Linked DNA regions of Homo sapiens: region 1 is linked to region 2. A link is an interaction called in ENCODE POLR2A ChIA-PET data of the cell type or tissue named here. Cell type or tissue: OCI-LY7. All regions are shown on one strand. Each heading gives the region's core, and the rest is flanking DNA. Links, peaks and the distances in the headings are about the cores only.

Region 1 (16,944 bases), core at 8,039-10,538, 310 kb after region 2:
TTAGATGGACCTGCAGCTCTGCAGGTTTTTCTTACTGGGGAAAATGGGATGTCAAAACCACAGATGTATCTTTGGGCTTCTGGACTCCTGGAAAGAGCTCCCATTATGTTTGTGGGAGAGGGCCTCTGCCAGGGCAGTGGGCAGCAGGCCACTGATGACACATTCTGCCAAGAAATTTGGACCATGTGGCTGTGAATTGTGGGAGCAGGTCCTGTCAGGGAACTCTTTCAGAGAGCTGAAAGAACTCTGCTCTGGAAACACACGTGTCTATCCACAGTTAAGTGATCTTTCTTCCTTTTGAAGGCAAGATGTCCAGCTTGCAAGCAAAATTACCTCTGCTAGTCTACTCTAGCCTCTCTGCTGCTGGTTGCTGGTTGCTGGCTCCCTCCTTTGCCTCTGCTACCTCTGACTTCTCCTGAATGTTGGGTGGTTATTTTTAGTTTCTAGGTTTTTGGCTGGGTGGGCGCTGGAGGGAGTGGTTTCCTTGTTCTACATTTTAAGTGTTGATATTCTCCACAGATCTAGTCCTGGCCCTTCTCTCTTCTTGGTAGTACACTTCTCATGCCCACTGGTGAACTCTCAAAACAAAGATACTTCAACTATTATATCTATTAAGACTATTCCCAAATAAGTAAAATTATAGCTCTGGCTTCATTTTTATCTTAATTTCTGATATGCATTGGTAATTGTTCTTGGGATATTTATTCGTTGATGCCTGCCAGCAGTTTGAATTCAAGGAGGCCCAAACAGGACTCCTTATCTTATCAATCAAACCTACTCTTTTTTCTTTCAATGTCAAAGCATTTGACTCCCCTCCATCTCTTTTTCCCTCATGTTCAATTCATTGTCAAACACTCATTCCATGTTGCACCCTGGGACCTCTCCTGTTGATCATCCCATGGCCATTCCCATGGCCACAATGGCAGTTCTTCCTCTCAATGTATCTCAAGGACTATACCAATGGTTCTGGTTTCCAGCCACTCTCTGAACTGCTGGTTATTGGCCTCTTCAATCCAACATATGCTGAGCCTCCAGATCAATTGTCTTGATACTCCTTATGACCAGGCTATTCCTATGTTTACAAAACCTCAGGAGTTCTCTCATCCCTGTAGACCAAAGCCCAAAATCTTTAGTCCTGAACATAACACAGCATTTGTACTGTGACGCAGCACAACTTTCTACTTACTCTCCTTCATGGATCCTGTAACTCTAGCCAGACTCCGTTTTGCATCAGATACACCAGAATTTTCCTCTCCTATTACTGGCTTGTGTAGTTCTCTTTCTGAAACGAACCTAGCCCAAGTTCCATATGTTCAAATCCAAAGCACTTCTCAAGGTTCTGTTCTATTTTCGTCTCCTTCATGAATACCCGCTTGGTTCTTCAATTAAAACAGCAACTTCCTCCCTCCTTTGAAATCTTGGCAAATTTTTATCTCTACCTCTCCAATAGCACATATCACTGCTTCCTTCTGTTACAGGTAATTTCATACATGGATCATCTCTTGTCCTAAGCTTTTTGAGGACACAAATGGAAGGATATTCATCTTTGTATGTCTTAAGATAATCAGAATGAGCACCTAATTAATTACACATAGTAGGTGCCAAATAAATATTTATTAAATTAATATAGTGTGACAAGTAAAGGCCCATAATGCTGTTTCAGAAGGAACAGCAAGAGTAGTTGTCACTTCTAAATTATTAAGGCTAATCTACTTTGAGCCCAGGGGTAGCAGCTCAATTTTTTCTTCTCTTTGAAAAAGTGTTTCCATCTTTACAGCCTGACAAAGTGGTATTGTCACCAATGACTGGACACGTAATATAATAACAAGTACACTACCTTGAACAATCGCAGAAGGTGGTACCAAAATATTACAATATTAACATTAGTCTACAAAATGCCAGGGCCCTATTATTAATCATAATAATCAATACATTCTCAAATGAGTTACTTTCACATAGACAATTACATTGGAGATTTATTATTTTTCTAGCTACTCTGTAAAATGCCTTTACATAAAAACAACAAGAGGCTGCAGTACCAGAATAGTAATAGACAGTGCTATGGTAGTAGAAAAGGTAGAAGTAGGTTAGCTATGAATAAACTATCCTTAATTCTTGCATTTCTCTTCTTGGTTACCAGTGGTAGAGTAAGTTGCATATAAGTGTATATGTGTATACTACTTTAGAAAACACTTCATTAAAACAAGTAAGGGAACTAAATCTTCTTGTAATTGAGGTATGATGAATCACAAAACTGAAAGTCCGCATTATAAAAAAAGATAGTGTTTTTTAACTTCCCTGGTAGTTCATCTAATTTATAAGGTATTGATTATTCACAAATGCATCTTTTTTATAACCCAATTATTTTAAAATTATAAAAAATGGTTTCATAATTGTGAGTTGAGAAAAAGAGAGAAGTGTCCTTTGGTAGCTGAGAAAAATGCTTGAGGGAGGCCCTTTCTCCAGTAAAAAAAAAAAAAAAAAAAAAAAAAGGCCAAAAGAAATAACTAGGGAGAAATGCCTAACAAAAAGAACACTGTATTAGAAGTTCCCTGCCTGTTAATTCTCAGACTTTTGTATGTAAAGGACTAGTAATTCCTTTAATTGAAAGAACCTACATAGGGCTACTAAATTTTTGTTCTGCTAATATATTGGGGTGGCGGCAAAAAAATTTACAAAAATAATGCCTCTTTTAATCATACAAAAGAATGACTACATCAATCACATAAAAAATGAATATTTCAACATGAAAATAAAACAATCCCTTGAAGTAGATATTTTTGAACTCATAAAAATTACTACTTTGTTTTTTTCATTTTGCCACAGACTGGTGAAAACTTTATCATGGTGTTTGGAAAACTGGGAGTTTGGAATCCACTGCTTTAACTTTGGTTAATACTAGCTACCTTGGTGAAAGTTGGAATAAGTGAAAGTTTCCGGGCCTGTGTTTCCTGATTTGCTAAGAGAAAGGCACAATTAGATCAGCAGCAATGAAGCTAGGAACTTTGTCAAAAAAACTTGTCAAAAGAAAAGGGGGTCACACTTTGTGAAACAATCTGTATTTTAGAAATCTGTAATTTTGCAAATTCCTCATGCATAGTGTTCCTTCCCTTTCCCAATTCTAATAAATCTTATAATCAATGTCCAAAGAAATCAGCTGATCATCACACAGACAATTATGTGTTAGAGCTGTTATTTTCTGTGCATGAGCCATTGCCTAGACAAGTGTGTACTTTAGGCTATTTGTTTATCCTTGTTCGCTCAGTTGAATTGTTTCCATTGGTCCTGCCTCTCACAGTAGTTTTCCTTAAATTTGGATGTGGACTTGTCCTCAATAGGACTGTACTGTGATGGCAGAAGTGAACAGAAAAAGTACTGTGTATGCAGAAGAGAATGAAGAGCACCACAGGATGTAAATTTACTGCAAGTGATGCAAACATTCATCACTCAAGGAATGAACCAAGTGATTCTCTTGTAAAATAACAATTAAATGTTTTACAGAGGACCCAAGAATAGAAAACACATGGAAGTAGATAAATCTGTGCAAGTTAATAAATCTTTTGGCCTTGGGTTATTCAAAAGGACTGTCTGTTGGATGCCAACCAGCACAGTTAAAGGCAGAAGGATTTGTCAGTCTTACAGAATAGATCACAGTGTTTTCAAAGCTAGGAAAAGTGAATAACCCATGAATGCTATGCTGAGGACAACTGCTTAGGCGGTAAGCTATCAAAACCTTCCTTACAACTTTCAAAATTAGCTGTGTAACCTCAGGTATATAATTAAATTGGAGTGTGTAGAGAGAGTAGGAGTATAGGGTGGATTATGTAGAAAATATCCCAGTATTCTTTGAAATGCTTTAAGATTACATTTTCAATCACAAAGCTGCTAAAAAGGTTTCAATCAGGAAATGCACTATGAAAGTATCAAGTCATATGCATGATAAATGATGGACAAAGTGATTCAAAAGAATGTTAAAAAGGTTTAAACCGTTGTTTACTGAGGGAATAATATGCCATGGTATAAATATACTCCATTTTTTAAAGAAGTATATATTTTTTCCTTTTCAAATTTTCTTTCTCCTCCAAGAAACCATTACTAAACTGAGATGCCTCTTAAAGCCAATGGGCCAGAACCTGTGAAATAAGTGACTACAAAGAGGTTTAATTCTATAATACTATCCATGAAATTATGATATAAATGATTTAATCCTTTCTCCTTTTTCTCTTTCTTTTGCCTCTCCCTCTAGTTACCCAGCTCACTGTGACCCTTCCCATACCTCTTAACTTGGAGTTTGTAATAGGAGACGTGCTCTTTTTTTCTGTACTATTGAATCAAACAAAAGGGAGAGCTCCTCATGTATCTCTCAAATAACATGAACTTGAGAAAATGGCCAGGTACATCAAAAGGGCATAACCATGGACAGAGTAATATATGAAGAGTTAATTTACCGGAAGAAAAAATTATGGAAGATTTGGGAATGGGCCAAGATGATTACTGGATGTCTTCAATGAAAACTAGGTATTATCGAAAACATACATTTCTAGGTTATCTGACTCTATGGGTTTTGAAGTTTTCTTTGAACAATTTTACAACTCTCTATGTTGTAGAAAACTGGTCATGAGGCAAATGATTCTAGTCCATAATAATGCACAATATACATGTATAGTGGAATGCAATTGATTATTGCCCTGTGGATATTGGCCAGTTTGCATCTATTAAGCAAATGTATTTTGGTATTTCTGAAGGCTTATATATTCATTTGCTTTTTGGATCCTTTCCTGAATTGGTTCTCATAGCTTACTGGTTATCTCATTAATTATTGAGCTAAAAAAACTTTGATATGTGTTCGTTTTGCATTTGTATGAGAGTCAAGATTATAACCTTCTTAAAAATAATTACCATTTAATCGGTTTAAAAAAATTTTTAAGCTAGAAATTTTTCTTTTAAAAATATGTGTTTTCATAGAATAATCCAATAATTAGACTAGGAAGGTACTGGAATATTAGGCTTTTCTTAATCACTTAATCATTGCTTGAATTTGTACGGTATCAATGATAGCCCAAAATGATTTGGTAGAACTCTGTAGCTTGGAATTACTGATCACATAGCAACTAGCACTGACCTGGCTGTGCTACAGTTGAAATTGTCTTTGCAAAGATTATCGTAGCAGGATGAATCTAACACAGCTGATGTCATCTTGCTTCTAACCCCCCAAACTATCTGTCCTTGCTCATTCCTTGGCATTGGCCAAGCTAACTATGAGAGGAATTTAGCTTATGGCTTAACTTTAAAGCAATGATGACAATAGCCTCTTCCCCAGACTAACTCCTTTCTTGTTCGGGAATTATGGTAAGGGCCTGAATTCTGCCAGCCTATAAGCATAGTTAACTGATAATCAGCCATTGTTCTCTAGCTTGCTTACTGCTCAGGAATCATGTAGCCAGAGGTCACAAGATTTGAAACTTTCCTAATTGCTCCTATAAATCACATCACTATTATCAAAATCTAAGACTTGTCTTTGAGATATTTTTCAGACTTTTGAATTCAGGTGGACCAACTGATGCCACCCAGATCAGTGATTCACACAAACGAACGGACCCAACTGGTCCTGTGATCCCCACACAGACACTGACTCAGCTTCCAAAGACAGTTTGAATCTCCTATGATTTCATCCCCAACCAATCAGAGAAACCCATTTCCTAGCCCCCTGCCCACCAAATTATCCTTACAAACCATAGCCTTTGTGATCTCAGGAAGGCAAATTTGAGAAATATCTCCCACTCTACTGCTGAGCTGCTTTGCGATAATTAAATCCTTTCTCTGCTGCAACAGTGTTGTCTTAGTGTATTGGCTTTATCTGTGCAGCAGGCAAGAAGAACCCATTGGGCTGTAACACAGGACTAAAATTCTTGGTTATTTTACATGCATGCAAGAGTACAGCTGGGCCTGATGACCTGCTCATTTGGGGACTAACAAGTTGTCTTAGTCTGTTTTCTGTTGCTATAATAGAATAACCACAGACTGGGTAATTTATAAAGAAAAGAAGTTTATTTGGCAAATGATTCTGAATGCTGGGAAGTCCAAGAGCATGGCACCAGCATCAGATGAGGGTCATCCCATTGTGGAAGGCTGAAAGGTAAAAAGGCAAGAGAAGATGAGAGAGGGCAGTATGGAGAGGAAAAGGAGGCCAAACTCCTACCATAACCAGCCCACTCCCATGATAACAGCATTAATCCATTCCTGAGGGCAGAGCCCTCATAGCCCAATCACCTCCAAAGCCCTACCTCTTAACATTGTTACAGTGGCAATCAAGTTTCCAACACGTAAACTTTTGGAGGGCACATTCAAACTGTAACACAATCTAGCCCTGGAAACGTTTGGAAACAACTAAGAGAATATGTAGTGCCAACAGTCCCTAGAATTTCTAAAGTACTTTCTTATATATTTAATATATTAAATTTGAATTCCTCAGCATTGAGAGAAGGGTGGGTGAAATGAAGATGAACTGTGACTCAGAAGAGAAGACTCCCTTTCTTTAGCAGTGTCTGAGACTTCCAAAAAGCTTTTGGGCTTTCCCCAGGTGCTTCCCTGGACCACAACATCACCTGTGTAGTGGGAGATAGAGGCTGTAAACCTCCAAGAATATTTCACAACTACAATAACCTCTTGTGAAACTGTATTGACTCAATAAATAAATGTTGAATAAATAAATCTCTGGTCAATCCTCTTCCCATCTTAGGTAATAAGAAATTTTTAAAATTAAAAGCTAAAATACTTGAATATTTTGTGTCCTTTTAGAACTTAAGATAATGTCAATAAAGAAAAAATATGACATTGTCAAAGATGATAAGGAGGACTGTTCAAGAAGGACTACTGCAGTGGGGGTTTTGTAGTAGTAGAGAGAGAACGTGTTTAACTCCAAATACCAGGACAAGTGGGAATTTATAGCCAAGGAGCAGAGTGGATGTCAGTGGATGGAAAATTACTAAGAGGAAAGATCAGGAATAAGGGGGGCCCCTACTTAAACTGACCTGACAGGATTCTTGGTGAAGGCAGGCCAGAGTGATAAGATATGGAGGATGATGGGGGTAGGTTGGGCAAGATGAGGAATTTTATCACATATCAAGACTAGGGGATTCTCGCTATACTGACTCAGCAGGATTCTTACTAAAACTGGACCAAGTAGGTCAAGGACAGAGTCCAAGGTCAGGGCCTGAAGACAGTTCAGAGGAGTCTGACTCAAGTTCAGTCAAGGAGATAGTCTTTGCCAGTGTTGTCTAACACAACTTTCTGTGCTGACAGAAATACTACATATGTGTGCATCTCCAGTGAGACAGCCAGCAGCCACTTTTGGCTATTGAGTTCTTGCAATTTGACTAGTCAAATCAAGGAACTTAACTTTTAATTTGATTAATCAAATAGTCACATGTGGCTAGTGCCTACTGCATTAAACAGTGCAGACACAGCTAGAAGTAGGCTAAACAGATCAACTTTTCCTAACATTGGTTCTTGACCAAAGAGCCCATAATTCAAGTGTTTAAAACAAAAGCAGAGAAAAATTAGTAGCATTAATCCCACAAAACATGTGTCCTTAGCTAAGATATTTTTATTTAAAACCAAATTCCGTGTCTTCAGGAGATCTCAAATGATAAAGAGGCTCCATTTGGAATTCGAAAGGCTTTTGGTTAAAAGCCTGGGGAAAGCAAAATCAATCAATGCCAACAAAACCCAGTGAGCTGGCAGGTCCCCAGCCCTCCTGGAAATAAGATTTGGGCTTTCCATAAAATGTAATGAATAATTCTCTTTGGCATAATTGGGGAGAATTTGTACTTGCCAATGAATGACTTCCTTTGGATTAATGTCAGGAGAGCTAAACAAGTGACACACAAGCCCTAAGACAAAACTCAGCAAGTAGTTTCAGAGAGACGGGTAAAAAGTCATCATCAATCAAGGTTGCATGTGGCCCAAGGCCATTGTGGAACGAAGCCAGGCATTAATGGTCTTAACTTACCCATTAATGCTTTAAGAAATCCCTACTGTTTGATCTCTTCCCTAGACAGTGGGCTTGCCTGTTTACAAGACTGTGGAATATTTATGCTGGAAACACCTGGTAAGGCCTCCCCCCATTTTGTAGGTGAGAAAAGAGTATTTTTTTTTCGCTTTTTTTTGGGACGGGGTCTCACTCTGTCGCCCAGGCTGGAGTGCAGTGGAGAAAAGAGTATTTTTACTGAACAATTTCTTGTACAAAAAGGATATTTAATGAGCTAAGGACTTACATATTAATGCAATACTTAGAATTGCATTCACTCCATTCATTCATTCAACAAATATGTATTCTTGCCAGCTATGTGCCAGCCCCTGAGCTAGATGCTAGGGATACAGAAAAAACAGGATGAAAAAAGCAACCCACTTTTGTGGTATTTTTCATCTACTAGGTCTACATTGTTCAAGGAGATATTCAGTTTTTCATGCAGAATTTAAAAACATATTACAGTTTCTAATTTTTTATTATTAAAATGTTTTCGTGTAATAAAATTTTAAAAGTTGGCTGTGTCCCTGAAAGTCTAAAAATACTCAGATATAAAGTTGCTCCCCAATTGTTTTGCTAATAAACAGAGTTGTAGCCTGACTCATCCTCTAATCATTCATGTGTTAAAGTCACACTTCAGGTGAAGCCCATCTCTACTAAAAATACAAAAATTAGCCGGGCGTGGTGGCAGGTGTCTAATCCCAGCTACTCTGGAGGCTGAGGCAGGAGAACTGTTTGAACCCAGGAGGCGGAGGTTGCAGTGAGCTGAGACTGCGCCACTGCACTGCAGCCTGGGCAACAGAGCGAGACTCTGTCTCAAATAATAATAATAATAATAATAATAATAATAATAATAATAATAATAATAATAAAGTGACACTTCGTTGTACCCTGAAGGGCTGGGAAATCACGTAAAATTTTCAGAGAAGTTACTAGAACACACACTTAAAATTCACACAGACTTTTAGAGCATTCAAAGACAGTTTTAAACTTATCTTGATAATGAACAGTCAGAACTGGAAACATGTTATTATAATATAATGATATCTTAATACAGGACAGCAGGATATAGGGCTGTTAGTCATACGTACACATCAAAGCCACCCATATTAAATGGTATTTGTATTATATTTGTAGCTTGTTTTTGTCCTTTTTTGCTTTTTTGGATTCTGTGTCTCTCTCCACTACAATGTCAGCCTCACAACTGTTATTTTACTCCTTTAGCTTTAACTTCTTGCTGTACTTTATAACAGTGGCCCCCAACCTTTTGGGCACCAGGGACAGGTTTCGTGGGAGACAATTTTTCAATAGACAGGGGTGAGGGGATGGTTTGGGGATGAAACTGCTCCACCTCAGATCATCAGGCATTAGTTAGATTCTCATGAGGAGTGCACAACCTAGATCCCTCACATGCACAGTTGACAATAGGGTTTAGGCTCCTATGAGAATCTAATGCTGCTGCTGGTCTGACAGGAGGTGGAGCTCGGGTTGGTAATTCTCGCTTGCCCACCATTCACCTCCTACTGTATGGCCTGGTTCCTAACAGGTCACTGACCAGTACTGGTCCATGGCCCAGGGATTGGGGACCTCTGCTTTATAAGATCAGGTATGAGGTTTGAGAACATCCCTAAACTCTCTTGAGGTGAAATGTATAGGTTCACTTTGCTGCAGTAGCTACTGAAGCCATGCAGATACACTTTTATCTTGGCCAATAACCATAATTTTCTCAAGATCTGAGGGCCCTTTTGGTAAGATGAATTAGGCTAATGGGATTCTGACACCAATGCAAATAAGGAAGAATACTAATATTAACTTGAATCTCATGAAATTGTCATTTTTATAAGTCAAAGTGGTCAAATATTGGCAACCTCATATGCCTCAATCTGCTACTTACTAAGCATTAGCTGTGTCCCAAGCTGAAGATGAGAACTTTCATATGCTGTTTTGCTACTTTATATTTCATAGAGTTATTATGATGTTTTTAAAAATGTATACTAATTTAGATATCTGGAAAAAAATCTTTATTATTTCCTCTAAGAATTCTTTTTTTTAGAAAAAAACTTGTGGTAGAAATGCTAGAAATTGACAGAAGAAATCTCTAACTGATATGGAACACCAACCTAAGTTAAGTGGCTCTTTCTTAATCACAAAAATACTTGTGGCTGACACTTATTTTACCCTGGGGAAATTAAGTTATGTACGTTACTTTATAAACAGTCTTTTTCAGGACTATAGACTGTGGTGAAAGTCAAAGTAACAAAGAATGTGTCAAAAGTAATTTTACTGTTTTGTTTTTTAAAGCTCCCATAAACTTAAAAAAATTTCCCTGACATTGACTAACACTGTGCTAAAGCTATCTGAAAATACCTGCCTGTTAATTCTATTTATAAACCTGCCACACACATTGTAATAGAGGTATTTCTAAAAGAAACTTTGGTTTCCTGTTCCTGTTCATCAGTGTGAATGACTGAAAAGACAACTTATAATTTTTATTGCAGTGTGGGCAAACAACTAAAACATAAGTAGATTTTAAAAAGGCTCTATCAAAGTATTCTAGTTACATTTGCTTGTAATTTTCAGGACAACATTTATAATATAGTAACAGCTTTAGGAAGTTATGTAGAAAGATGTGTCAAGGAAATCAGCCAATGTTAATGTTGGTGTAGGTGAAAAAAAGTAGGGGAAATATTGTAGTTCTTCACAAGGCACTTAAAATAGTAAATCGACCACTCTTATTTTCGGAGATCTCGAGAGAAATGGATTTAATTTATTTTTCTGAATCAAATCCAAGTTTAACAGTCCTCACTAACAGGAAACTGTCTCTTATCAAGCTGCTTACATAGCAGCTTAAAGCTTTTCCCATCATTGGACAGGTAGAATGGGGAGTGTAATTAATGGATCTTACATTGTGAGCAATAGCATTCACTGCCCTGGTATAGTTAGGATGTGTCCCTCTCCTTAGGTAACCACTGAAAGTTCTCAGAATAGTCATGATGAAATGCAGGCAAATATGTTGGAGTCTTTTTGTTTTTTAACTTCTGATTTGCTTCTTGTCTTAAGCACTACCAAAAGTTAAAGTTAGTTGTGTCAGATAAACTTCAGAGAAATATATATATATACATATATATACACACATATACATATATATGTGTATATATGTATATGTATATATGCATGTGTGTGTGTGTGTGTGTGTGTGTGTGTATATATATATATATATATATATATATATAGAGAGAGAGAGAGAGAGAGAGAGAGAGAGAGAGAGAGAGAGTCTCAAGATACTGCCCAGGCTGGAATACAATGGCTATTCAAGCAATTTTCCTGCCTCATCTTCCTGAGCAGCTGATACTATAGGTACACTCCACTGCACTTGAATTTCAGAGAATATTTTAATGACTCCAAGGTATGTGTCAGAGACTGTCATGGAGATAAGACATGTCCATAAATGAATTAGAATAAAATGAAACAATTCTCTTGACTTCACTTTTTAAAAATACAGACAATTAGCCCTGCAGAGAATGACTACATGATGGACATCGGGTTGCCATGAGCATCATGGATTTTACTCCATAAGAGATCTATACAGCTATATTTGAATATACAATTTTAAAATCCCAATAAGAAAAGCAGTAAGAGGCAAAGCTCAACTTGAGGTAAGTGCAAGGCGGGCTACCCAAATAGGTTGGGATGTACGGTCACATTTCCTCACTTCTAGTATTGCTTGTAGAATTTCATAGGTGAGTGGATGGGAGGTAAAAGATCTAGAGAATTGTTAATAACATTCAGGAATATGATAGAAATATCTAAGTTTCAAAATGAAAGGAGAAGTTCCTCCCATAAAATATATCTTTGACCTCAATTTTCTCCCCAAGGATCATTCATTCATAGATCTGTGGAGATGGAATAACAGTATAATGAACCAAACTTCCAGACATAATATAAATTATTGCTAATGCTCATAACAAGCCTATAGGTAGATGGAAGCAACCCCATTTGTAGATTAAGAAACTGAAACCTATTAAGTTGAAGATACTATAACATGTTCACACAGTTTATTAAGGAGTGAAGAGGGGATCTGAACCTTCATCTGAAGGCTTCAAGCCTCGTACTATTTCACTATGCCATGCTGCCCATGTTGGATGATATTTAGAGGTCATCAGGTTCACTTCTGTTAATTTAATGCAAGAATTCCCTGTAAAAGACCGACTCTGCTAAATTCCATGTGTGCATGTGCGTGCGCGTGCGCGCACACACACACACGCGCACACACACACACTCACACACAGTCCATCTAGTTTTAAACTGTCTTACTTGCTGGCAAGGTACTCCTTAAGTGTGGATGACATTTAACATATCGGTCCTACTTGTGCCAAATAATTCTACAACAGGTCTGAAACATAAAATATATTTATTGGGATGTTAACCTGTCATTTATTTCATTACAGTACTTAAATGTTTTAACTAAAAAAAAAGTTAAACAGGTAAAACACTAACAGAGCACAAAGGCAAAAGTTATAAAAAGGTATATAGTGAAGATTCTCTTCCCCACATTCCCTTGTCCCTTAGCCAGTTTCCCTCAGTGAAACCAACCAAAGTTATCTTCCAGAGATATCTTATGTATATACAGTATATGTATGGTCCCTTTTCTTACAGAAATAACAACATAATATACATTCGTATACACTGGTTTACATTTTTACTTTCATTTAACAGCATATGTTGGATACTATTTCCTAGCATTACATAAAGAATCTTCTCATTTAAAAAAAATCATCTTTATAACATTTCACTGTATTTATTTAATTAGTCTTCCACCAATGGGAATTTAGATTATCGCAACCTTACTACATAAATAATGCCACAACAAGTAATTTCAGATATATAGCATTTCACAGGTGGGCAATTATCTCCACAGGATAAATTCTGAGAAGTTAAATTGTTGGGTCAAAAGATACAAGTACTTATAATTTTGATAAATACTGTCAAATTGCCCTCTACAGAGGTTATATTATTAAAAACCCTAAAAATATACTCAAACAGAAATAAGAAGGATCTATACAAAAGAACAGATAAAATGCTGCTGAGGAATAAACACAGAAAAGACTAGAATCCTTCATCTTTTAAGTAGTATTCTTAGCAAAATAAGGACAGATTAACATGATAAACAACACCATGAGGGTACATCAGCAAGGTCCAGATGGTGGGAAAATGTACAGGACAGTTGATCAGTTTCAACAAACGTAACATAGAAATAAAGGTTAGTGAGAGCTGGAGAAACAGGGAAACAGATGGCTTAAGAGATTTGAGATGCACGTCAACAAATTACTATGCCTGGGCTTTATTTTACTGTTGAAACAAATTGTAAAAGTCATTTATAGTAATTGAGACAATTGTGGAAAAAGACTAGAATAAGTGGAAATTGATACCTTATTCTTCAATAGGAATATGCAATATTGAAAAGATGTCAGTTCTCCCTATATTATACTAAACATTTAATAAAATTTCAATAAAAATAGAGCTTTAAAAAAATTAGACTAATTTTAAAGTTTATGTAGAAAAAATTAAGAATACCAAAGAAAATTTTGAGGAATAAAAACAGTGATAAGATACTAAAATGCATTAAAAAGCTACAATAATTAAAATAGGGTGGTTCGAAATATAATCTACTATATGATAAAACTTGGCACTTCAAATCAGTGGTTTTAAAAGAGATTATTCAGTAAATAATAACTTGTGTTGGGAGAACAATATATTTTTGTGTTAAATCAATAAAGAAGATTACTTTGTACTTCAAATCAAAATAAATTCCAGAGAGATCAGACTTTAAAAGTAAACAATGAAACTTAAAAGTTCCAGGAAAAAATCATGAACTTTTTTAAACATATACTTTAAAAACATATATTCATATGTAAATATATACATACATATATTTGTACATATCTTTTCCATATAGGCACATACATATATGTGTGCATATATATGCATATGTTATATCTGAATATATAAGGTTGCATCAGAGAAGGCCCAAGTGTGACAAAGACCTAGGCATCATTAAAAAAAAAAAAAGTAAACATGCCTATGTTAAAATAAAAATAATCCACAGGAAAAAAAAAAACATGTAACTACAGTCAAGAGACAAGTGAAAAACTGAAAAATCTTAAATCACAGACAAAAGAATAATTTTCCTACTCTACAAAGGACTTTTATAAATTAAAAAAATCAACCAAAATTCTATAGAAAAACAGGCAAAGGATATGAATACATCATAAAAAAGATATTACAAATGGCTTTTAAACAGGTAAAAACATGGTCAAACTTTTCAATAATTATTAATTAAAATAAACTACACTGAGGTACCATTAGTCACTTAACAGACTGATAAAAATATTAAGGGTCACACTCTTAATATTAGAGAATGACTCTAAGGCATGACTTGTAAAAAAATGAACTGGGACAGAAAAGCAGTCACCTCTTAAAAGTTGTAGAATATGTCTATAATCTTTAGGGCTGGGATTTTATGGTTCTTTCTTACTTATACAAAGGTCACAATATTAGATGATTTCTCTTATCCAGAATGCATCTGATAAACTAGAATAAGCACAAACTTTAAGATCTTTAAATAGTCAAAAATAAGAATCCATAAAGTTAAATATTTTGTATCAAAGTCTGTATAGTTAACTCGGAGGGGCAGAAGTATGTAATCCCTACCCTAGAATGTTTAATTTTATTTTATGTATGATCTTAAAATACATGCATGTTTTGTTTTGGCTTCCTGTCGTTGGCAATTAAAAGAACAAAATTAGGGCCAGGCATGGTGGCTCATGCCTGTAATCCCAGCACTTTGAGAGGCCAAGGCGGGTGGATCACAAGGTCAAGAGATTGAGACCATCCTGGCCAACATGGTGAAACCCCGTTTCTACTAAAAATACAAAAATTAGCTGGGCATGGTGGTGTGCACCTGTAGTCCCAGCTACTCGGGAGGCTGAGGCAGGAGAACTCTCTGAACCTGGGAGGCAGAGGTTGCAGTGAGCTGAGATCATGCCACTGCACTCCAGCCTGGTGACAGAGCCACACTCCATCTCAAAACAAACAAACAAACAAACAAACAAACAAAAGAACAAAATTAGAGGGAGGGGCTCCTGGAGACAGGCATACTGGCTTTAGGAAGAAGCCATAAAAAAAGCTGGTCTGCAGCAAATGAAAAACTTGGCAGACCTCAAATAAACCCTTAAAGTCTAGGACCTTTACCATAAGCATATTTCCTATGCGGATCATGGTATTCCTGCAGCAGCCAGTGCTGGATACTCATGATGATGCCCTTCAACCATCTCAGAAATAGTAACCTATTCTATTCAGTAGGATCTTCAGGGATGTGCATAATACGTTAGAGAAATTCCATAAGCCATCTGAAACACAATATTGGAATATTCAACAGGATACATTTCAGTTTTCTAGAAAACTCAGATACACAGAAGAACAACTTTCTTTGTGGCTGTAGCTAGCTATATTGCTATAGTGTAAAACACAAATAATGCATGATCACTGATGTGCTTTTGTTTTTAACCCACAAGTCAGATTTTTCAGTCTTCTTCAGTTTTGAATTGAGTACAGGCATACCTCAGCGATATTGCTGGTCTGGATCCAGGTCGCCACAATAAAGTTAATAACACAATAAAGTGAGTTATATGAACTTTTTGGTTTTCCACTGTATATAAAAGTTATGCTTACACTCTACTGTAATCCATTAAGTGTGCAATAGCATTATGTCTAAAAAAATAAGGCACATACCTTAATGTAAAAATACTTTATTGCTGAAAAATGCTAATGATCATCTCAGCCATCAGCAAGTCATAAGCTTTTCATTGGTGGAGGGTCTTACCTTGATGTTGATGGCTGCTCACTGATAAGGCTGGCGGTTGCTGAAGGTTTGGGTGGTTGTAGCAATATCTTAAAATAAGACAACAGTGAAGTTTGCCACATCTATGGACTCTCACAAAATATTTCTTCTGTATCATGCAATGTTGTTTGATAGCATTTTACCCATAGTAGAACTTCTTTCAAAATTGGATTCAGTCCTCTCAAACCCTACCATTGCTTTATCAACTGAGTTTTTGTAATAGTCTAAATTCTTTCTTGTAATTTCAACAATGTTCACAGCATCTTCACCAGTAGATTCCACCTCCAAAAAAACACTTCCTTTGCTCATCCATAAGAAGCAATGCCTCATCCCTTCAAATTTGATCATGAGATTGCAGAAATTCAGTTATTATCTTCAGGCTCCAATTCGAGTTCTCTTGTTACTTCTTCCATATCCACAGTTACTTCCTCCACTGAAGACTTCAATGAACCCCTCAAAATCATCCATGAGGGTTGGAATCAATTTCTTCCAAACTCTCTTTAATGTTGACACTTTAACTTTCTCCCGTGAATCAAAAATTTTCTTTACAAAAAAGATAACATTTTTTCCAAATGGCATCACTAAATGATGCCATTCTAGTGAATCCTTTCCAGAAAAATTTCAATTTACTTTGCCCAGATCTAAGAGAGGAATCACTATCTATGGCTCTATAAACATACAAAATATATTTTTAAATAATAAGAATTGAAAGTCAAAATTACTCCTTGATCCATGGGCTGCAGAGTGGATTCCAGGTTAGTAGGCATGAAGACAACATTAATCTCCATGTACATTTCCATCAGAGCTCTTGGGTGATCAGATACACTGTCAACGAGCAGTAATATTTTGAAAGGAACCTGTTTTTCCAAGCAGTAGGTCTCAACAGTGAGCTTAAAATAACCACTAAGTCATGCTGCAAAACAGATGTGCTGTCATTCAGGTTGTGTTGTTCCATTTGTAGAGCACAGGCAGAGTAGATTTAGCATAATTCTTAAGTGCCCTAAGATTATCCAAA
Region 2 (14,144 bases), core at 2,130-4,629:
TTTCTTATTTATAAAGTGGAGATTAGAATAACCTATTTTATAGAGGTATTGTGAGGATTAATGAAGATGATAGACTGTAGAGCTCTTAGCACATACTTGGCATATAGTAGGTACTGCTCGTTAAAAGTTAGCTGTTATCAGAATCCCTCTTTGAGGTAAGCTGCTTTATCCCTTTTACTCTTGCCAGGTTTGTCATGGGTAATTTCAAATTTTGAAATTGGCAGAATTTGTTTATGTAGCTAACCACCTCCTTTTATTGTACCTTAAATGAACATCAAGGAATATGCAAACATCCAGTGTACTTTAATCAGAAGAAAGGACCTTCCTTGACAATTTAAACTTGGACTGCGGTTACTGATTAACTCTGTTCTGGATCATATCAGATTAGGAGAGGGTGTGACTGCTAAGGTAATAATTATGTGCTGTGAGATCTGGGAGAGAGATATAACTATTTAAATTTTTATAAAAGGCATTTAGTGTAGAGGCAAAGAGCCTGACATTCCTAAAACACAGTATTGCAATGCTTTTGGACTTCCAGGGATAAGGAGAAACCATCCAGAAAAAGTTTATGTAAGGTTTATATGTTCCTATTCCAGATGAATATGTTACAACTATTTAAAATTTTAAAAAAAGGTCACAAATGTGACGTGTAGAAGTGCAGAGTTACAAGTGTGGATTTCTCACATGCATATATTGAGTTGTGGTGAAGTCTGGGCTTTCAGTGCACCCAAAGAATGGACATGTTTACCCCACAGGAAAATTTCCAACTCTCACCCCCTGCTAGCCTCCCACCTTTTGTAGTCTCCACTTCCACTCTCTATGTCCATGTGTGCCCGTTGTATAGCTCCCACTTGTAAATGAGAACATGCTATCTTCGACTTTTCTTTTTCTGAGTTATTTCCCTTAGGATAATGGCCTCCAGGTCCATCCATGTTGCTGCAAAAGACATGATTTCATTCCTTGTTACGGCTGAGTAGTATTCCATGGTGTATATATACCACATTTTCTTTACCAGTTCTCTGTTGATGGACGCTTAGGTTGATTCCATATCTTTGCTGTTGTGAATAGTGCTGCAATAAACATACAAGTGCAGGTATCTTTTTTGTATAATTATTTATTTCCCTTTGGGTATATACCTAGTATTGGGATTGCTGGAGTGAATGGTAGCTCTATTTTTAGTTCTTTGAGAAATCCTGATACTGTTTTCCAGAAAGGTTGTGCTAGTTTACATTCCTACCAACAGTGTATAAGCATTCCCGTTTCTTTGCATGTTTGCCAACATTTGTTGTTTTTTGACTTTTTAATAAAAGCCGTTCTGACTAGTGTAAGATGGTATCTCACTGTGATTTTAACTTGCATTTCTCTCATGCTTAGTGATGTTGAGCATTTTTTCCTATGTGTGTTGTCTTCTTGTCTAGCTTCCTGTTAAAAATGTCTTTTCATGTCCTCTGCTCAGTTTTTAATTTTTTTTTTTCTTGTCAAGCTGCTTGAGTTCCTTGTAGCTTCTGGATATTAGCCCTTTATCAGGTGCATACTTTGCAGATATTTTTTCCTATTTTGTAGGCTGTTTACTGTGTTGTTTCTTTCGGTGTGCAGACATTTGTTATTTAAGTGTTTTTTGCATTGGGCTCCTCTAACACTCAGGATGGCCCACTGGCCTAAGCATGAATACATCTTGTCATTGGTTACTTCTTTGCTTTCAACCTTCCCTAAATCTACTTTTAGAAAGGAAACATTGGCCAGGCACCCTGTCTCTCGCCTGTAATCCCAGCACTTTGGGAGACTGAGGCGGGTGGATCACTTGAGATCAGGAGTTTGAGACCAGCCTGGCCAACATGGCTAAACCTCATCTCTACTAAAAATACAAAAATTAGCCAGGTGTGGTGGCACATGCTTATAATCCCAGCTACTCAGGAGGCTGAGGCATGAGAATTGCTTGAACCTGGGAGACAGAGGTTGCAGTGAGCCCAGTCACCCCCCTGCACTCCAGCCTGGGCAACAGAGCGAGACTCTGTCTCAAAAAAAAAAAAAAAAAGAGAGAAACATCTTCAGCACAGAACCAGGCTTTTTTTATTCCTTCATCTCCAGCGTCTGGTGCCTGGTAGTACCTATGTAGTACTTTTTCTTGGCCTATTAATGTGCATATATATGGTGGTATTGTGCGCAGTGAGGTATAATAGATACAGGCTGAGGCGTCAGAGCACTTGGATTTGATTTTCTGCTATCTTATTTTGCTAGCTGTGTGGTCATGGGCAAGTTATTTAACCTTTCTGTGACTCAATCTATTCATATGTAATAATCAGGATAATAGTGCTTACAAAAGGTTATCTTGAGAATCAATAGTGTTAGCTGATGTGCAGTGCTTAGAAGGGTGTAGCTTGCATTTTGGATGATTGAGGAAACATATACAACAGAGTGGTTCATAGACCTCAGCAATTTAGACCACAAGTGTGGGCAATGTGTGGTAGGTGTACTAATTTTCAAGTGCAGCGTTAGAACTTAAAACATGAACTAGACATTGTCTATTAAATGGACATCTTCACTGAAGTACAACTTAGAGTTAAATGAAGAGACTATCATTTTTGCTTGATCCTGTACCATTTAGAATATGGAACAAAAATACTCTTAAGTTCAGTAATTTTTATTTGTGTGTAAATTCCTTCCCTGAATAAAAGATAAAAGCTTCCAAATACCTTTTGAAGCTCTAATTCAGTGAAGCATTCTTTTGAATATGTATGATTTGCACATAATCTATAATCGATTTCACACGTTGTGCCCACCTTAGTCATCCCTCTAATATGTAACATGCCAACTCTAATGAGAGTACTGGTGTCCAGGTAAATAATTGGTTGCTGTGTAAGAGAATTACTTGTTATCTGGGAGCCTTTAGTTTAAGTTCCAAGTAGATTGGAAGCCTTGCCTTGATTTCTTTTTATTCTTTCTTTTCTTAGGAAGGACAGTTTCCAAAAGGGCTGGGGTACAATACCACATTACTGTGGCTGAAGGAATAAGTGAATTGGAGTTGGGGAAATGAATACTGACTAAATATGGTGTGAATCAAAAAGCAAAGGATTGGAGAGAAACCAGAAGAGGGCAGGGAAAGAAAAGGGGACACATATCACCTGGTGACTTTTCAAAGTACTGAGGAAGAGTTTTGTTCACATCTTTATGTCCTAAAAGAAAAGCAGCAGGAAATGGTGACTGGAGAGCTGGTTGGGGCATCAGATGTGGTTTCAGTGCAACTCAGGCATTTACCAGCAGGGTGACCTTGAGCAGGCAAATAACCTCTCTGAACTTCAGCCTCTTCGTGTTTTAATTTGGGTTAGCAATGTCTAACTTGCAAACTTGTATGGATTAGAAATAGTGCATCTGAAGTGACGAGTATGAGTCCTGGAGAATATTACTACTACCATTTATTAGGTGACCAGAACTACTGTTGTTGAATTAACATTGGGCTTCTTTTTATTTTGCCCAGCCTTTACTACATCTAGTAGGTAAGAGTGTTATTAGTGCTGGCCTAAAAGTGGCTCCTTTCACTATGTGCCCTACTTGGCTGAAACTTTTTGATTAAGATATTCTCACTCTGTCTTTTCTACCCTTTTGAGCCGTTCTTGGGGTGGAAAAAACCTGAAAATGCTTTACATGATAGCAACTAAGAGTTGTTGTTTTTCATTTTGACAGCCAATGGTTCTTCTTTTATCATTAAGGACAAAGTGGTTTTGCTACTTTTGCCAGTAGATGGTTTATGGGTTTTATAGCTTTATTTTGAAGTGAAAGTTATATATCATATAGCTTTATTATAAAAGAAAAATGATAAACTATATTTTCTTTTTAGCCAGTGTTCTTTGGAGTGAATTTTAGTAGAATTTTGAAAACTTATTTGAGAAAATTAAATTATTTTTAATCCATAACATTTATTGAGTACCTACCATGTTCGGGTTCAATGCTAAGCTTATTACATGCATTATGTCATTTAACTGTGACACTAGCACTTTAATCTGAATGAGCAATCTGAGGCTTAGAGAGGTTAATTAACTTGCCAGTGTCAAGATCTAGCCTGATGAAACTAAGCTTAGAAACCTAATGTAACTTTTTCCATAGTGCATCATTGCCCTCAAAATTATTTTAGTGTCTCTCATGACAGTATTAATGGTTTTAAGAAAGTAGGTTAGGTGGGTCATATGGGGATTCATGATAAAATTTAGAATCAGAAATAACGGGTGTACTATTTGATGCAGCATTTCCAGGGTACAAGAAATTTGCTGCTGGTATGAAAGATGATTTTGGTTGATACTAGAGTTGATTTTATGTGGCATGTAGATGTTGCCTGAAATGACAGTGAATCATATAATGAAAAACTTATTTCCTTTCAATGCTTTCCTGACAAGTAATGGAGAAATTCTCAGTCTGATGCTAGAATCTCTCTCCTAGAGAGTTGCTTCTCTGTTTTTCCAAAGAGAATAGACGTTAGGCAGCCAACAACTTGATAGCTAGAATTTGATAATTGTTTTGTTGTATTATTGTATTTAATTTTAAAATTAAATCTATTACCAATCATTAATGCTATGTAAATCAGATTTTTCATTTATAAAGTAGTGGTGTAAAAGTTTCCTGTTTAAAGTTTATTTTAAGGAAAAATAAACTTATTTAAGTGATTATTTGGTGGATTCAAAAAAACTGTACAGGTTTTGCATGAGTGTAGTAAGAACTCGCCTGAGGGGTGCCTGCATGTCTGAAGTTTAGGAATGCATTGACTGATCAAGTTGGATACAGACACTGAATTTTACAGTTAGTTAACTGAATTCTAAGGTGGATAAGTCACTTACCAGGTAGCTTAAGCTAAGCTGAGAGCCCACATACTCTGACTCTCAGTACAAGATAATACCCCTTCACTGCTCTGTGCTGTCTCTGTAGACTAGGACCCTCTTCTCTGTGAGAAGAAATGGGCATTGCTATTTTTAAACAGTGCTGTGTATTTCTGAATGGTATATTTGTGTTCTTTGTTTTTATTGGCCCATGAGTGCATATGCAGAAGACATGTCAGTCATTGTCCTTCACTGATAAGCTTTACTAAATAGGCTCATAGCCCGGAGGGACATGGGCATGAAATAAATTGCTCTCTATAGCCGTATGACATTTTAAAAAATACTGCTTTAACTATTTTTCATACATAAAATGTCACAATATGATAGTGAATAGAAAATTAAGATGTGCTGTCATTCTGAAGGATAGGCATTATAGAACATTGAAATGATATTATTTGCTTTTCTTTGGGAGTGCATGAAGTTAAAAAAATTATAATCATTTTAGGAGAGTCAGACATTTCATTTTCCAGTTCACATCTCATTTAAAATGCCTCCTTTAATTGGAATCTTTGTTACAAACAGAAAAAATAATCTGCAAATCAAGATATTTAGGACAGCTTTGACATTGCTTATGTGTTCTCTTGATAATAGCTATGATGCTGTCAAATAAATATTATAAACAGATTAAAATTTGGCAGTTGATAATTGATTAATTTGGTTTAGAGAAGTTTATCAAGTTTTATATTAGTGAGATTTATTAATAAATAATATTAATATTAGAAATCTATGATGCTTGCCCTTCTGCATTAGTAGCTCAATCTTTTAACAGACAGAAAATGTTTTAAATTATTTTATATTTTATTTAGAGGTTTGGATGCTATAAAACAAGTTAAATTGTATTGATGTCAAACATCACTTTTATTAAAATATGAAAAATAATTTTTTTTACTGTATAGGCGGTCATCACCTCAAAATCTAGATGCCATCCAAATTTGATCCAGGTGTGGGTGAGGCCCCTTAGGTATCCATACAATCTTTAACTATAATTCTTCAAGTATGCTTCCTCTTTATCTGTAGATCTGTGAAACCAGAGTCAAATTACCTGCCCTCAACACAGCCAACATATGGTGGTAGGACAGGCATAAAATACCTAGATATTCCTGTTTAAAAAAAAGGCAGAAATGTGAGAAAAATAGGAGTCACCTGTCAATAGGAATTTGAAGTCTGTTGAGGCAAGTGCTCCTGTAGTAGGTCTCAAAGCCTGGGAATAGTTCTCCAGGGCTCTTGACTGTACCATTTGGTTTCTTGGTTCCACTCTGAGTCATCTTTCCTTTTTCGTGAAAGGTGGCATATGTTTGCAGCTGAGTGGTTTTCTCAGCCTGCTTCCTACCGGTAGAATTTTAAGGACCCGTGGCCTTTTTAAATTTAGTACTGCTTCTACCCCTTTTGGTCCAAATAGGCAGTGGTTCTGCTGATACAATCTTCTCAAAAAGTTTGTGGGTCTCCTGTGAAACTTCTTTGAATTTTCTCCATTAGCCAAAAGCCACATTCATATATCTCTTGGAGATAAGTCTTCTCTACTTTGGGCTTGTGCCAAGATCGGGGAGAGACAATGCATGCCCTTAAATTTCCCAAAGGCTCATTATGAGGCTCTGAGGAACCCTTAGGAGGTTCTGTCATCTGATGAAATAGTACTCTGAGATATCACTTTTGATCATTCCAAGATTTTAACAAACCGATTTTATAAGACACCCTCCGCTTTTGTCTTTAGACCATGTTTTTCTGATAGTGTCCTGGAATTGATCTTATCTTAAAAGCTGTTTCTTAATTTCAACATTATTTGCTGTCTAGAGAAGCTAAGAATTTTCGTAACTATCAAGTCCTGCCTCCTTTTTGTTTAGCAGTACTTCCCCCAATGTATCTCTTTCTTCTCATAGTTTACCATAAGACAGTAAGAAGAAACCAGGTGACATCTTCAGCACTTTGCTGGTAAATGTCCTTAACTGGATAAGTCAGTTCATCTGGCACATTTTTTTTTTTTTAATTTCCATGTAACTATAAGTGACTGCTGGTCACATTAACTACACCTAAGTGTGGTTATTGCTAAACTTTAGCCACTACATAATTTTTAGTTTCCATAAACATTTTCTCACTTTCATTTAAGCCCTTCCATCAGCCTTCTTAAATTCCAAAATTCTATGTAGAGTGTGTTCGAGGCACATTCTCACTAACACTTTTCTTAAGGTCCACTACACAGTTCCAAAGCTACTTCCACCTTTAGATTTTTATGACAGCACCCCATTTCAAAATCTATATTAGTTATCTTGTTGCATAGCAAATTATCTCAAAACTTAACTGTTGTAGAACAATGAACATTATCTCACAACTTCTGTGGGAAAGGAATCTGGGCTTAACTGGGTGACTCTGCCATGGTCACTCACAAGGTTGCAGTCAAGCTGCTGATCAGTGTTTAGTCATTTTAAAACTTGATTGGGATTAAAGGATCTACTTCAAAATTCACTCAGGTGGTTGTTGATAGGCCTTAGAAAATCCATTTCCAATCACACTCATCTGGGGCCTGCCACAGGAATACGTCACGATATCATAACTGGTTACCCCCAGGGCAAGTGTATTAGTCTGTTCTCACATTGCTAGAAAGAACTACCTGAGACTGGCTGGTTTATATAGAAAATAGGCTTAGTTGACTCACAATTCCACAGGCTATATAGGAAGCATGGCTGGGAGGCCTCAGGAAACTTACAATGATGGCAGAGGGCAAAGGGGAAGCAAGCATGTCTTACTCTGGTGGAGCAGGAGAGAGAGGGTGAAGGGGGAGGTGCCATACACCTTTAAACCATCAGTTCTTGTGAGAACTCAGTCACTATCATGAGAACAGCAAGGGGGAAATCCACCCCGATGATCCAGTCACCTCCCACCAGGCCTCTCCTGCAACATTGGGAATTACAACTCAGAGCCAAACCATATCAGCAAGAGATCCAAGAGATTGATAAACAGTGTAAGCACTGAAGATAAAAGTGAAGGTGTTTTAATAACCTAATCTTGGAAGTGGTATCTCATCACTTCTGCCATATTATCTTCATTAGAATTGAATCTCTACATTCAGCACATGCTGAATTCAGCACAAGGGAAGGGCTTAGTGAGATTGTGAATTACAGAAAGTGGAGATCATTGGGGGCAGCCTTCGTAGCAGCCTACCATAAGGTGAGTATAGTTGTTTGAGTATTATTATTGTCATTGTTGGCAACATCATTATTCCCAAAGTTGTCATAAGCTAACATTCATTGAGCACTTGCTGGGTACCAACCACTGTGCTAAATCATTTTTCTTGCATTATCTGACTCAATACTTTTGTAAAAATGTTTTACTACATTCTAAAATGTGACTTACCATTAAATTGGAAATATATTAGCAAGAAGTGGCATTTAAAATTATAGCTTCACAGGGAAATTACCTGGTATTTAAACCGTTTGACCTGGGAAAATTAAAAATCCACGTGACTCTTTGAATAAACCCAGTCAGTAGTTCATTAAGTAAAATACCCAAGTGGAAGACATCATGTCCTTGGGAAGTTTCAAAACCCATTGATAATATGCGAACTGTTTCTTTGGCAAGTAGATATGAATGCACTGCAGCATGTTCTTTTGACTTTATAGACTGCAGTCCTTGGTGAAGTTTTATTTGATAGGAGATTTTTTTGATACTTTTACTGGTCTTAGTAAGATATTTTTGATTTAAAGAAAGCATTAATTGTAACTGGTAATTTCAACTTGTTCATTCACTCCTACTTTGAAAGTCATTTAAAAATTGCAATATATGAGTATTCTTTTGTGATATTAATAAAGTCAAAAGTAGAATATAAGAATACGTTATGAAAAGGTCATTAAGTGTGTTCTGAACAGTTATAATTCCACATTCATAGTATGTCTTCATTCACCTAAACATAGTTTAGTTATTACAAATACATGAGAAAAATATTCTTTTTATTTGACTTCCATTGTACTTTCCAAAACATATTTCTATAAGAGATTGGATTGGGAAGTGGATAGATTATATTTTGTCAAAATGTGTTTGAGGCTGTATTTCATTCAAGAATTAAAGATTGTTCTGCTCTTGTCAGTGAGAAGTTGTTGTTGAATTTCTGTAGAACCAGTGTTTCTCTTCCTGCCCCATTGCTGTGTGTATGGGTGCCAGGTTTCTGCCATGATGTTCACTGGCATTCTAAGTTGCTGTGAACTCCTGCTCTTGGTGGTATTCATATTGACACCGTCACCCTCTCTGTAACATGTATTCTCTTCTCTACTTTCTCTTTGACAAAACCAAAATGAGGAAAATTCCCTGCATGTTCTATAATGTATTGATAAAGTGCCTTGTCGTTCTTAGAGAGACTTACATACTGTTCTTTCTCTCGTATCTTTTGCACTGAGTTCGAGCAGGGTCCATGTGAACTGAGCCTAGAGTATGCTCCCTTATGTTGAAACTGTCCAAGGGAGCAGAAGCTACTAGTTACCTAGAATGGTAGTATTTGTGAGTACATATGTGGCCCTTTATAGGGAGACTCTAAGATGTCTTCATCTAAGGGTCTCACAGTAACAATATTTTGAGGAGGGGCTGAGCTTTAAAGAAAGTCGGCTTTGTCTTTACTGTTGGCTTCCAGCTGTTCTTAGAACTGCCTCCTATCCAGCACCAGCTCATTGCCTAAGACCACACTGAATGTTTTTCCTGTGATCCTGTCTTCCTTAAGGGTAGCATTTTCAAGTTGGGATCCTTGGCGGGGGTGGTTCATGAACGTCCTGAAGATATATGTCAATTTTGTATATGTGTCTTTTTCCAAGACAGAAGCCATAGCGTTAATCAGTTCCTCAAAACATCATTGACCTGAAAAAGGTTAAGAACCACTGCTTTAGGGCAAATTCCTCCTGAGGTCTTTTCAAGTCCATCTTGGAATTTGACCTCCCTTAGTCCCACTCCATGAACCCCCTCTAGACATGACTGTAAGTGGCAGAGTTTGTAATGGAGTAGTCAGTGTGTTTGCTGCTGTTCCCCTTAAGCCCTGACTATTAACCCTCTTACCCTCCCATCTCCAAATTAAAGAATAATTCTGATTGGAGACTTAAATGGCTTTTAATAAATTGCATTCCTAGAATCCATTAGTAATTTCTTAGTAAAATAAAAAGGTCTTGCAATTACATGAGAAATGTGTACTTTCTGAATTGCCTTGTATTCATGATATTATTTGATGCTGAAAACAACCCTGTGTTACAGAGTAATAACTCTGTGTTATTACCATTATACTGTGTTATTACCATTTTAAATTTAAGGAAGCAGAAGTCACACAGCAAGACAGTGACACATGTGGGATTAATGCTCAGTTTACTTGAATCCTAACTCCGGGCTCTTACTCACACAATCCTGTTTCCAAGGCTTCCTTATCCTGGAGCTAAACATAGGTTTAACAGGACTTACAAAACTGAGTTTCTGACTTTGCCACCTCTGAGGGCACTCTACCTTTTTTTAGATTCTGCCAAACAGCTAAGAATATTCCCAGTCCATCTGCTACCCCTTACCCCCTTCCCAACCCTGCCTACTATGTCCATGGAAGATGCTGATGGCTGCTCATGCTACTAATTTCTGCTTCACCTCTGCAGCTTTCCGCTGTCAGTCTCACATGTGCTGGAGGATCTAGGCAGGCTCCATAAGGATTGGGTCCCAGGGTGACAAGGGTGATAGTCACTGGGGAGAATTCAGCTTCACTACCCTTTCTCTTTGTTAATATCTCTGGCACATTGTCCTTGATCCAGAATTAGGGGATTGGGCTGTCCCTTCCCTTAGTATGATTTCTTTTCAGACTTGTCTGCATTCTGGGGTGTAAGTAGGACTTCATCTCATGCTGGAATCCTGCTAACATTCACCACAGGCTGCTACCTGGTAGCATCTTTAGCTTGTCTTGACTTCACAGTGGGGTGGTTTGATGCTCACTACTCAACTGAGTCTCCAGCTGTGTGTTTTAGATTCCAGGTGTCAAAGTCAAATCACTCCTATAAATAAATCAGAGCTTGGTAAAAGCAGTAAAGAAAGTTCTTAGAGCCCAGGTTGCACATACCAGCATATAGGTATGTTTTGGTTTAGCCCACACAGTGCTTTGAAAAATTTCACAGTAGTTTATGTATGGAAAAAGAAAAATATTTTATATAAACATCTAGATTTCCAACGTTGTGGGGAAAGTCCTATTGCAACACTGGACCTGCATTTCTGTGTCAGGTGAGTGACTTGCTGCCTATTTGGAATGGGGCGTGTGGGCTTCAGTTGGCCAAAACTCCCACTGCCATTGATTTGGTCATTTATGTTAATGGCCTGGCCTATAGAAGCACCTAAGTTTGAAATTCTTTATCTTGACTAACATTTTTAGTTTATCAATGAAGAAAGTAAGCCTTAAAGAGATGGAATGACTTGGCGACTGCGCTGTCTAATACGGTGGCCACTAGGGTCCTGTGTAGAAATGTGGCTCCCAGTGTGACTGAGGAGCTGAATCTTAAATTTTATTTAATTTTCATGAATTTAAATATCAATTTTAAAACTATAGCATCAGGAAGTATTTTTCTGTTAAACACAACTCTCATTTTAATTGTGTTGTGTCTTACAAGATATTATTGATATATTACAGTGCACAATTACTTTCTACTTTTTAAAATGGGGCTACCAGATATTTAAGAGTTACAGACATTTCAGAGTGCGTTTCTGTTGGACAGCAGTGACCTGACAGAAGTCTCCCAGCTTGTTAATGGCAGGTCTGGAATTTGTCAGAAGATCTCCGCAGCTCTAATCATATTTTTTTTCTCCATTATTAAAATGTTACCCAACTGTTCTTCTAATTCTTGAAACTTTTTGTTATTATATACTTCCATAGGAATTAGTTTTTCCTCATTTTTACGTAGCACATGACAGAAAAGAGATTTTATGTAAAGGAAAATTTAGCATCATGTATTAGCAACAATAATACAAAGGTAATTTTAGAGATTAATTTTAAACTTAATATTCATGACAAAGATTTTTTTTTACTTTAAGTGACTGACAATTTTCTCTGAAATATCTATTTAAGAAAACAATTTCAGCATGTTCAAAATGACATTGTGTTTGATTTTGGAGCAGGTATATATTAAAATATAGTGTAAAATTAATGATATATTTTATTGTAGCTTTAAAACTAGACAGAAATTACTATTACATTTAATATATTGAGTTCTTATATTTTATACCTAAGAAATCTTTCCCTTTTTTAAATTTTGTATTTTTAGTTATCTAAATGATAAGATAAAAAGATTAAAACCCTGAACAAAGTATTGGGCATGTGTATAGCGCAACCAAATATAACAATTTAGATAAAATAAAATTGTTTTTGACATTTTACTTATTCAACTTTGAATTGTAACTTACATACATAAAAGTGCACAAATTATAAGCAAACAGCTTGATGAGACTTCACAAACACAACTGTATAACCAGCAATGAGATCAAAACACATGGCAAGACCAGCACCCCAGAAGCTCTCTTGCACTCATCTCATTCAAAAATTGTCTTCCAACCTCAAAGAATAAGCACCATGGTTTAGTTTCACCTGTTTTTGTACTTTGTGTAAATAAAATCAAACAATATATGCTCTTGTGTCTGGCTTCTTTTGCTTAACATTGTGAGATCCATCCAGACTGTTACATGTAGTTGTAGATTGCTCATTTCTATTACTATGTTATTACCATTGTGTAAGCCTATCAAAACTTACCCAATTTACTGCTGATGGATATTTGGATATTGATTGCTGCCACTATGAATGCTCTAGTTCTTTTAACTCTTTTTTTTAAGGGACTAGCAGCTTTTTGATATGATTGATGACTATTTTAAGCTAATGCAACATAAGGACTATTTTGAGTGCATTTACAAAATTTATTATTGCTCCTTTCCTAGTGTTACTTAATATCCTCATACAACCCAACTATAATTCCTGATCTGTTAGTACAAATTTTAAAATATGACCAAAAGTAAAAACAACTGAAACTTAAATGTTCAAAACACAAGCATTTGTAGCATTGTTAAGCCAGGGGATAAGCTGCACAGAGGACTGCTTAGACGTATAAGCTGGCTTGTCTGTTCTTTGTTAACCATTATTCATGCTTACTGGGCATGTGCTTTTTCTCTTTCTATATTCTAAAGGGGTCATTTTAAAAATGATTATTTATTTATAAAAATACAATAACAACAGACCCACCAATTACCTTTTGTTAAATCAGTTTCCTGAAACAAGTTAACAAAACCCTGGTTTAGAAATGCTACCTCTGGAAAAATGCTGGTTGAGAAATTCTACCACTGGAAAAATTCAGAATATAACTGAGCAGTTGAGAGGAATATTACAGAGTTAATGTAAATATCTAGTGAGTCGTTAAACTAGCTGTAAAAGTGTTTCTAAGTTAAAATTTTATGATTTTTAAATTCTGATGTGCTAGCTGAAGTGAACAGTGATGAGAATAAGAATTACATATAGTGACTCATATTCAGCAATTTATTACATACATTGTTTTCTCAGTAGTCTTGCTTTATTATAGATAAATGGCAAAAGGGCAGTGGTGATCTTTGATGTATAAAAATGTAATTGATTTTACTTTTATTACTTGTGATAATTTAAAGTTTGCTACCATACAAATTATGATAGAAAAAATTAACAAAATATTTGTGTAAACAAAAATATGTCCTATTTAATTTTTTATTAAAATAACAATGTTCTAAATTACTTAAGAACATAAAAAGGAAAGGTCTATTCATTATATTCAAATAATTAACAGGGGATTCCTATCTAGTAATTGAGGGAGACCCTAAAAATATTGGTATTCAAAAGTAGTAAGTTGTACCTAGTGACATTTTTTAAATTCAAGATTCATACTGGTTTCACCTCCCAATACTAGTTATACTTGTGAAGTTTGGAGGTAAACTGCTCAAAAATAAATAAATAAATAAATAAATATATCTAGAGTATATCATACATTTTAGGGAGGTGTGTTACATTCAGTTCATTTGAAAGACTGTAAATTGTAGAAACATTTAAGGATACCAAATTATAAGTTGAGTTTAAGTGTAGCTTATTCTGTATATTATAGTTTATTTTTGGAAATAAGGCCTTAGCAATAGAATGAATTTCTTTCTGTGACAACTTAAATCTTTATTAAAAAAATTCTCATTCTGTTTTCTGAAATACAATATAGCCAAAGAAAATTATTATTAGTTGAGGAGAGGTAAATTTAAAAGGTTTAGTTTGATGCAACTCGTGTTACATGA

Evidence for each region. Peaks named below come from ENCODE experiments on the same cell type or tissue, not always from the same donor. Only the 100,000 strongest peaks of a DNase experiment are listed, where the experiment ranks them.
Region 1: POLR2A ChIA-PET joins it to region 2 with 8 read pairs; 1 of 35 experiments calls an interaction of 5 or more read pairs at or near these places.

The regions. Positions count from the first base shown.
Region 1 is chr3:167,767,183-167,784,126 of GRCh38, reverse strand. The region is part of intron 1 of SERPINI1 (serpin family I member 1); the gene reads right to left. Among named protein-coding and RNA genes, the nearest start is that of SERPINI1, 40 kb to the right of the region's middle. In OCI-LY7, for the core only: no CTCF peak of the experiment used is centred there; DNase peaks (open chromatin) are centred at 8,676, 9,506 and 10,436; H3K4me3 peaks cover 1,977 bases; H3K27ac peaks cover 2,367 bases.
Region 2 is chr3:168,077,661-168,091,804 of GRCh38, reverse strand. The region is part of intron 1 of GOLIM4 (golgi integral membrane protein 4); the gene reads left to right. Among named protein-coding and RNA genes, the nearest start is that of GOLIM4, 11 kb to the left of the region's middle. RefSeq lists an enhancer at 9,306-9,919. In OCI-LY7, for the core only: a CTCF peak has its summit at 3,287; a DNase peak (open chromatin) is centred at 3,244; H3K4me3 peaks cover 2,253 bases; H3K27ac peaks cover 2,351 bases.